Regions from separate parts of the Homo sapiens genome. Here region 1 is linked to region 2. Evidence: read pairs that join two places in POLR2A ChIA-PET (ENCODE). Cell type or tissue: OCI-LY7. All regions are shown on one strand. Region 1 has its middle 47 kb from the start of SC5D. Region 2 overlaps GRIK4 (glutamate ionotropic receptor kainate type subunit 4).

Region 1 (5,000 bases), 640 kb after region 2:
TGAGTATTCTCAGGCTTGTGGTCCACCACAGCACCTGATTCTCTCTTAACTTGAAGAGTGTTCATCCTTTTTACAAATAAGTGGTGAGCTTCCTTCACAGAGATGTGTGTATTGTGGAGGTAGTGGATGGAGGGGTGTTTCTCTTGCAACCAGAGCCCAGAAATGTTGTTTCCAATCAAAGGATTGATATCTGTTCTGCTGGAAGGCTGGGTTGGAGGCATCTGCATTTTGGTTTAGAAGATCTACTCCTAACCCTGCTGCCAGCAACAGAACATAAGGAGAAGAAGGAAGCTCTTGTTGAAAGGCAGTTGAGGAGTAGGAAAAAAGTCTTACAGAAATGAATCATCTCCACAGGACATCTGAGCATCTGTTCATTGCCCAGCACTTTCTGAACTAGTCTGGACCAGAGAAGAGGCATCTGTGACTTTATCCAAATGGCCTGGTGTCCTGGGGAATGGGAAGCCACCTATACTGGCCACGCCTCCCACATGTATTATAACTCCACCACCTGCCCTCCCCTCTTCCCCATTCCAGGGACCCCTGAGGGGTCAGCAGGGATGCCCTGCTGGAGTGTGTTCCCCAGGGCACCTTGGGGTGAAGTCCTGATACATACTGTCTCATGTTGCACAAGTCACACTGAAGCCAGCCTCTGCCAGCAGAGAAGTGAAGGCCTTTCAGAAACTATCAGAAATCCAGCCAAGAAATCCATCGCGTCCCTTTGAGAGGGGAAGAAAGAGAGGCAGTCAGTTGACAAGGAAGGAAAGCTCCTGGCAAGAAGCATAACCCAACTCCCAGTCCCAGGGTAGAAGGGAAAGAGAAAGAATTAAGAAAGAAATAGTCAGCAACTTATGTTCCTTTCTATTTTCACAAACAAGATCTGCTGACTGACCTTTCAGATCAGCTGGGAAATGATACCGCACACGGAGCATGCAAATAGGACCCACTGTATTTCCCTGACACTCTGCGCCCTGCCTGCTCCAAGACCCCAGAGAGACCCTGGGGACGCCTCAGTTACAGTAGAAAATCCCAAATGAGCACAGCCTGGCTGGGGAGCCAAGATGGGGCCAAGAATCAAGATTCAGTATCAGGACGGCTCTGGGGCCGTGGCTAAAATGTGTTCTGGGGCATGAATCCTGGTTGCTAAGGTGACAGGCCCAACACCTCATGCTAAGGACAGGACGATGCCCGCTGTGCCTCAGTTGGAAAAGGGGCTTGCCAGTGCCAGATCCCAGGAATGCAGGCCACTCAGCTCCTCCCTCTCTTGAAAGCATATAAAGGGCAAATGGCCCTCCCAGCCACCAGATAAATGTCTGTTTGTCCTTGGGGTGTATTTCTTTTTTAGCAACCTGAACCATCTTCGTCATCTTCAAACTCCAATGCTATTCAACACCCTCCACAATCTAGCCGAAAATTAGTCTTACAGTCCGCCCTGTGAAATAGCCGATCTGAACTGTTCACCGCTCTCAGACCTCCCACCAAACTTGCCATGTCTTTGTTCGAACCATTCTCCGTGCCACGCTTGCCCACCTCCTCACCTCCTTTTAGCTAATACAACCCTACCAGTCCTCCAAAGACCCGCTCGAATGCCACCTCTCTGACGATGCTGTCCCTCATTGTTCCAGCCACAGGTTGTCTATGAAATTTGGGCAGCACCCCTCCTGTGGCTCCTCCCACATACTAGTATACACAGTGGATATTTGTGCGGTTCTCTCCCTTTACCATATTAAAAGCTCCATGTGTTTAGGAAACTGTCTCTTATACTGTCTGTCTCCTGTTCCCTTCATCAGCTAATCCAATACAATGTCGCTATTCCCTTTTCATTGTTCTATCTCATTCCAGCTCCCACCCTTTAAATATGGTGTTTCTCGATCCTGCTCTGAACAATGATCTGACTTTTTTCTGGCCTGGTAGCCTCTGCAGATTCTGGTATGTTTAGAACTACACTTTGGAAGCTTAGTCTGAGGGCATCGCCTGGGAAGGAACGGTGTTGGGGAGAAAATTGGTCCACAGTGTTGCACTGTGCATTCAGAGAGATGTTCATATAAATGGTGCCCCATGAATCATGCAACACGGCTGTGCAAAACAGAGAAGAAGCTGAAAGATGAGTGAAGGGGCTTTTTCAACAACCGAGGCAAAAATCAAATGTAACCCCGGGAAATGGGAAGAAGAGAACAAGTACAAGTGACACCGTAAAGGAAGAAGCAATAAGACATGAGACTCTAAGGGTCCTTTGCTATTTCCTACTTACCTATTATCCATCCCCCCACACCTCTTCTCATACAGAATTCTGATTGCTCTTCCTTTGAGGGACCACCTTTACCATTCACAGGCCATGTGGCTTGAGTGGTGAATGTGATCACCACTGGCCAATGAGATCACCATATCCCCATGAGGACAGGTTTGGAGTAGGCATGTAACCTAAGTCTGGGCAAATAAAAGTTTTATCTGGGACTTTTTTTGTTTTTTTTGTTTGTTTGTTTTTTCCTTTTTAGGCTAGTGTAGCCAAGCTAGAGAACCTTTCAAGAATGAAAAAAAAAAGAAAAAAAAAAGACAAAGACAGCCTTTCCAATCATGTGAGCCAGCCTATTTTCTTTTGGCTCAAATCAGTTGGACTGGATTTCTGTAACACGCAATTGAGAGTCATGGCTAACCTAAGAACTGCCAGATTTTGGACATATGGGAACTGAAGAGTCAAAAACGCCCTGATATTGGGGGATCTGGGAGGAAGGTGATTACCACCATCAATTGTCCAAAGTACAAAAGACAAAGGGATAGTATAAATACCAATATTTAGAAAGCAATATACTACATGAGCTGAAACTCATATAAAAATTTCAACCAAGATTGGTATGTTCAGAGCAAAAAAGAGAAGGGAGGGAAAATGATATATTTTTAACAACCAGTGGAAAGTGAAATTAATTCAGATGCTATTGTACTTCTGCTTTCTTTAGGAAGTGATATCTTCAAACTGAAAAGAATAGTACAAATGCCATAAAAAGAGAAATGAAGGTGAAGATATGTGACAATCTAGTAAAAGAGAATTTACTCACTGAAAATGTGTTCACGTTCCCAGGCCCGTTTGGACAACGTCCTTGAGCACTGGAGGAACTTGAAGGTGTGAACTCAGCATCACTCCAGTTTTCTGTCATTGAAAATGACAGAAAAGAGGAGAGAGAGAGATGCCAAAAGACAATGCCCCAACTTTGAACAAGGGAAAGGGAGGTAGCTTCTGAAAACCTCACACTGAAAATCTAGACATCAATCTGCAGCAAAATTCCAGAGTTGATTATTAAACAAGCGGATGTGAATACTTTAAAAATGAATGCAGTGGTCACCAGAAACTAGTGTGATTATATGTATAAACCAACATCATTGCCCTAGTCTTTTTTTTTTTTTTTTTGAGACGGAACCTCACACTCTCACCCAGGCTGGAGTGCAATGGCGCAATCTTGGTTCACTGCAACCTCCGCTTCCCACGTTCAAGCAATTCTCCTGCCTCAGCCACCCAAGTAGCTGGGATTACAGGTGCCTGTCACCATGCCCGGCTAATTTTTTTTTGTATTTTTAATAGAGACAGGGTTTCACTATATTGGCCAGGCTGGTCTCCAACTCCTGACCTCAAGATCCATCCGCCTCGGCCTCCCAAAGTGCTGGGATTACAGGCGTGAGCCACGGGGCCCAGCCGACCCTAGTCTTTACAATGCCCGAAAAACCCTTCATAATTTGGTGCCTGTTTACTTCTCCTTCTTGGTCCCCTATCACTCTACCCACCTAGTCCACCCCTCACCCCTATCCCCACCCACTGCACACACATACAAGCTCTCCCTCTGCTAAAGCCACCTTCATTCCATTTCTATAATGCACCAAATTCATTCTTTCCAAGGGACTTTGCTATGATGATTCCTGAGGCCTGGAGCCCTCATTACATCCCATTTCAGCATAGCAAGCTACTTCTCACCTATTAGATCATCTCAATACTACCTTCTCAAAAAAAGACCATTACTATTCAGCCATTAAAAAGAAGGAAATTTAGGCCACTGGGGTGGCCCACGCCTGCAGTCCCAGCACTTTGGGAGGCCGAGGTGGGCAGATCACTTGAGGTCAGGAGTTCAAGACCAGCCTGGCCAACATGGTGAAACCTGGTCTGGTCTCTACCGAAAATACAAAAATAAGCCAGGCATGTGACACGTGCCTGTAATCCCATCTACTCAGGAGGCCGAGGCAGGAGAATCACTTGAGCCTGGGAGGTGGAGGTTGCAGTGAGCTGAGACCACGCCACTGCACTCCAGCCTGGGTGACAGAGCAAGACTCTGTCTCAAAAAAAAAAAAAAAAAAAAGAAGAAGAAGGAATTTCTGCAATATGTGACAATATGGATGAACTTTGAGGACATTATGCTAAGTGAAATAAGCCAACCACAAAAGGACAAATACTGCATAATTCCACTTATACAAGGTATCCGAAATAGTCAAATTCTCTAGAATCAAAGAATGGAACGGCGGTTGCCAGGGGCTGGGAGGAGGAGGAAATGAAGGGTTACTCATCGACAGGTGCAAAGTTTCAATTATGTCAGATGAATAAGTTCCAGGAACCTGCAGCAGAACATTGTACCTATGATCAACAAGAATGTATTATATGCTTAAAAATTTGTTGAGGGTAAATCTTGTGTTACAATAAAATAAAAGGCTTTATTAAAATAACTCCCATTCACTCTTGATTCCACAATATTATTTTATTTTCTTCATAGATCATATTCCTATACAAAATAATCTTATTTGCTTGTTTAGCACTTCCTAGAACTGTCCTGTCCAATTTGGCAGCCACTAGCTACATGTGGCTATTGAACACTTAAACTGTGGCTAGTCCTAATTGAGATGTGCTGCAGATGAAATACGCACTGGTTTTCGAATAACAGGTTAAATGCAAAATGCCTCATTAATAAATATTTTGCATATATTCAGTTAAATGTAATCTATTATTAAAATTAATTTTATTTGTTTCC
Region 2 (5,000 bases):
TATTCAGTACAGTTACATGCTGTGTAGGCTTGTAGCCTAGGAGCAATACGCTGTTTCATGTAGCCTAGGTGTAGGAGGCTATACCATCTAGGTTTGTGTAAGTCACTCTGTGATGTTCACACAATGACTAAATCACCAAACAAAGCATTTCTCAGACCGTATCCCATTGTTAAGCAATACAGAACTGTACAATACGGTTTTATTAACTTTAATCTTCATTTTGTACACTAGATCTCTAAACTTGTTCTTCCTATATCTCTGCTATTTTGTGTCCTTTGACCTGTATCTCTCCAATTCCTACCCCTCTACCATGCCCACTCATAATAACCATTGCTTCCTTCTCTGTGAGTTTGAGCTCCTTTTCTAATATTCCACATTTAAGTGAGATCATGCAATATTTCTCTTTCTGTGTCTAGCTTATTTCACTTGGCATAATTTCCTCTAGGTTCATTCAGGTTGTGGCAAATGGCAGGATCTCCTTTTTAAGGGTGAGTAGTATGCCATTGTGTACACATACCACATCCTCTTTATCCACTCATCCGTTGATAGACACTTAGGTTGTTTCTATATCTTGGCTAATGTGAATAATGCTGGAGTGAACATAGGAGTGTGGATATATTTACAAGGTGATTCCATCTCCTGTGTGTATATACCCAGAAGAGGGATTGCTGCGTCATATGGTAGTTCTATTTTTAATTTCTTTAGGAACCTCCATATTGTTTTCTGACTTAGATTTTAAAGGGATCACTCCAGTTGCTGCATTGAGAATAGGCTGAAGGGAGATCCATTTAGGAGGCTCTTGCAGTAATCCAGGTGAGAGAGGTTGCTGGCTTGTCCAGGATGCAGCAGTAAAGGTGGTAAGAAAGGTTGGAATTCTGGATAGATTTTGAAGGTAAAGCCAACAGAATTTCTTGATGGTCTGGATATGAGATGTGTATGTGTAAGAGAGACAGATCAAGGGTGATTCCAAGCTTTTTTTTTTTTTTTTTTTTTTTGAGATGGAGCTTCACTCTGTTGCCAGGCTGGAGTGCAGTGGTGCGATACCGGCTCACTGCAATCTCTGCCTCCCAGGTTCAAGCAATTGTCTTGCCTCAGCCACCCGAGTAGCTGGGACTACAGGTGCACGCCACCACGCCTGGCTAATTTTTGTATTTTTAGTAGAGATGGGGTTTCACCATGTTGGCCAGGATGGCCTCGATCTCTTCACCTTGTGATCCGCAGGCCTCGGCCTCCCAAAGTGCTGGGATTACAGGCGTGAGCCACTGCGCCTGGCGACTCCAAGGTTTTTACCTTGGTACTTACGAGGGTAGAGTTGGCATTTGCTGCAGTAGGGAAGGAGGTTGGGCTGGTTTAGGGGTAAGAGGTGTCTGAGCCGAATCTTGGTATGCCAAATGTGAGATGCCTGTTAGACAACCTGTGGAGATGCAGGGTGGCAGCTAGAATGTGAGTCTAGAGTTCAAGTGACAGAATTCTACTGGAAACGTAAATTTGGGAGTAATCAATATACAGATTGTACTTAAAGCCACGAGACTGGGTTTGTACAGACAGAGAAGAGGACAAGGACAGAGCTCGGGGGTGCTTTGAACTGAAGAGGTCAGAGGGATGCAGAGGAGCCCATAGAGGAGGATGAGAAGCAGCAACCAAGGGGCAGGAGGAAAGCTGGGTCAGCATGGTCTCCTGGAAGCCAAGGGAAGAAGTGATCAGTGTCACAAACCTCTTGAGAGGCCCAGGGAGACGAGGACTGACAGGTGGGCTCACTGCTCTGGAGATTTTTGTTTCACTTTGTTTTTAATGCTCCACATTAAAACAATATCCCATGGGTCATGGCCTGAGGACGTTTCTATCTGAGTAGAGCTTGAGGCTTCAGCCCTGCAGAAAGCAGGAAGGAAGATGTATTTGTATCGAAAAGAAAAAAGGAAGTTACCAGCACACTTTTAAGTTCACTGTCTTGTTTTATTTCCATAAGTCCTTTTAGGGGAGTATTTGTAGTGCTTTGCCCAATTTAAGATGAAGAAAATGAGGTGCAAAAAAGCAACATAGCTGCCTTTAGTTCAGAGGCTTTGAAATCAGTGTTGGTCAATAGAACTTTCTCGATGATGGCAATGTTCTGTATCTGCTTTGTCCAGCATTGAATCTGTGGGCTACCTGTGGCTACTGAGCACTTGAAATGTGACTTTTTGGCTAGTTTTTAAATTGCATTTGACTTAAATTCATCTAAATTTAAATATAAAGAGCCATCTGTGGCAAGTGGCTACCTTAATGGACAGAACAATTCTAAGTGGTCATATTTACACTAGATTTAAACCTGGGTGTTCTGATCCAAGGCCTGGGGTCTTTCAACCTACCCTCTGCTTCCCAAGAAGGTAGCATAATGTTCTAAAGGGGGCTGGATTGGCTTGAGGTGATGAGTCTTGGAGGGTGGATTTGGAGAAGGAGATAATGTATGTGACCTAGGCGTGGTCTAAAGTTCTAGGGTTTATTAGCCAGTTTACAAGCTCTCTAAAGTCTCCTGAAGCCTGTTTCTTCCACTGTCAGCCCAACCCAGGCTGTAAGGTTGGGCTTACAGGAGTAAGGGTGAGGACCCAGGAGTAAGGGTGAGGACAGGAGGGTATATCTAGTATATGTACCACTTATAAATCCTACCGTCTGTCAATTTCCTTCATGAAACTTCCCCTGTCCACTCAGCCGTATCTCCTGAGCAGCAAATCATTTAAATTCCTTTGAAATACTGTTACTTAAACTTGTTTTTGGACACTTAGATTGTACCTATTATTACCATTACTATTTCGGTTGTGTCTGTGTGCTGCTTTCTGAATCTCTTTATAAACTCCTGGAGGCAGGTGAATTATGTCCTGTTTCCTATACATGGTAGGTACAGGATGGGGTGGTATAAAGAGCACTCGTCTTGATCATCTTTGGTAGCACTAAAGCCAAGAATGATGCTTACAAAATTGTGGGACCTCAACAGATGTCTGTTTAATAACTGAATGGCTAAACTTAGAACCACATAGTTTTAGTTTAGATTTCTGAGTTTCCGTTCACTAGCTTTGTTGCCAAAGGCGAAAAACGAAACTCTTTGAAACCCAATTTGCTCATCTGTCAATTTGTTCATCTATCAAAAGCAGTGTATTTCTTGTGTTCTCGTGAGGGTCAAATGAGATAATAACCATAGAAGTTTTTGCACAGTGCCTGGCACATAGTAGGTGCTTATTTATTAAGTGTTAATGTTTCTTTACTTTTCTTATGATGATATATATGCGGTTTATTCTTCACTAGACTGTGGTCTTATGGCAAATGGGGATTGTATTTTACTCACTGTTGTCCTCCATAGCACTCACACAGTGCCCTGAGCATATTAGGTTCTTAGGAAGAGCTATTGGATTTATTGCTTGCTGGATACCTCTGGTCGCAGCTCAGGAGATGCAGCTGAATGAGACATGACCCAGGGCCAACAGGGAACATTTGGGAGTGCCCAAGCTTAGAGCAGTCACAGCCTCTATCTCAGCTTCGAAGCCTGCACGTAATTTACAGTCTCATTCCTTCTGTTTCTCAAGTGGCCATTTAAATTCTTTAGATTGCAGGGCTGTCATAGATAATTCCTCTACTAGAATGTAAGCTCTGTGAGGATAGACATTTTTGCTTGCTGTTGTGTCTAGAACAGGGCTGGGGCATGGTATGTGGTCGGTAAATGTCAGATGAAGGAATGAACACAGGTGGGGCATGGGAAGCAATATTGTACAACATAACTCTGCAAACTTTTTTTTTTTTTTGTAAAGGACCAAAGAGTAGGTACTTTAGACTTGTATACTATAGTATCTCTGTTGAGATTATTAACCTCTGCCATTCTAGCTCAAATGGAGTCACAAACAACATATAAACAAATGAGCAGGTCTATGTTCCAAAAAATGTACTTTACAAAAACAGGTGGCATGTGGTTTTCCAGTTGTCCCAGAACCATTTGTTGAATAGACTGTTCTTTCCCTAGTGAATAGTCTTAGCACTCTTGCCAAAGATTAATTGGCCATAGATGTTTCAGTTTTTTCTGGACTCTCAATTCTATTCCATTGACTGTATGACTATCCTATGCCAATAACACACTGTTTTGATTACTGTAGCTTTGTAGTTAGTTTTGAAATCAGGTACTGTGAATCCTCCAGTTTTGTTTGTCTTTTTCAATGTTGTTTTGGCTGTTCATAGAGTCCCTTGCAATTGTATATGAGTTTGAGAATCAGCTTTTCCATTTCTTTCTTTTCTTTTTTTTTTTTTTTTGAGATGGAGTTTCACTGTTGTCTTGCAGGCTGGAGTGCAGTGGCACAATCTCGGCTCACTACTGCCTCCTGGGTTCAGGCAGTTTTTCTGCCTCAGCCTCCCAGGTAGCTGGGATTACAGGTGCCTGCCACCTTGCCCAGCTAATTTTTGTATTTTTAGTAGAGACAAGGTTTCACCATGTTGGCCAGGCTGGTCTCGAACTCCTGACCTCAGGTGATTTGCCCACCTTGGACTCCCAAATTGTTGGGATTACAGGTGTGAGCCACTGCACCTCGCCCAGCTTTTCCATTTCTATAAAAAGCCACTAGAATTTTGATAAGGATTGCATGGAATCTGTAGATCGCTTTGGGGAGTATCGCCATCAAAACAATATTAAGTCTTCCAATCCATGAAAACGAAATGTCTTTTCATTTAATTGAGTCGTCTTTAATTTCTTTCAGCAATATTTTGTAGTTCTTAGTGTACAAGTCTTTTACCTCCTTAGTTAAATTTATTCCTAGGTATTTTGTTCTTTTTAACGCTATCGTAAATGGAAATATTTCTTAATTTCTTTTTCAGATTGTCCGTTGCTGGTATCTAGAAACTCAACTGATTTTGGCACATTGATCTCATATCCCGCAAATTTGCAGAATTTGTTTATTAGCTCTAGTAGTGTTCGTGGATTCTCTGGGATTTTCTGGAGGCCCCAGCATCTCAGGCTCCTGTCTGACATTCTCCTTTAGCTCTGGTGA

What was found. Peaks named below come from ENCODE experiments on the same cell type or tissue, not always from the same donor. Only the 100,000 strongest peaks of a DNase experiment are listed, where the experiment ranks them.
Region 1: POLR2A ChIA-PET joins it to region 2 with 8 read pairs; 1 of 35 experiments calls an interaction of 5 or more read pairs at or near these places.

What each region holds. Positions count from the first base shown.
Region 1 is chr11:121,337,277-121,342,276 of GRCh38, forward strand. No RefSeq gene overlaps it. Among named protein-coding and RNA genes, the nearest start is that of SC5D, 47 kb to the left of the region's middle. RefSeq lists a silencer at 363-452 and an enhancer at 1,033-1,182. In OCI-LY7, no CTCF peak of the experiment used is centred here; DNase peaks (open chromatin) are centred at 3,005 and 4,535; H3K4me3 peaks cover 1,274 bases; H3K27ac peaks cover 1,900 bases.
Region 2 is chr11:120,700,980-120,705,979 of GRCh38, forward strand. All of the region lies in intron 3 of GRIK4 (glutamate ionotropic receptor kainate type subunit 4), which reads left to right. Among named protein-coding and RNA genes, the nearest start is that of GRIK4, 190 kb to the left of the region's middle. In OCI-LY7, no CTCF peak of the experiment used is centred here; DNase peaks (open chromatin) are centred at 1,062, 1,842, 2,752 and 2,812; H3K4me3 peaks cover 2,774 bases; H3K27ac peaks cover 4,650 bases.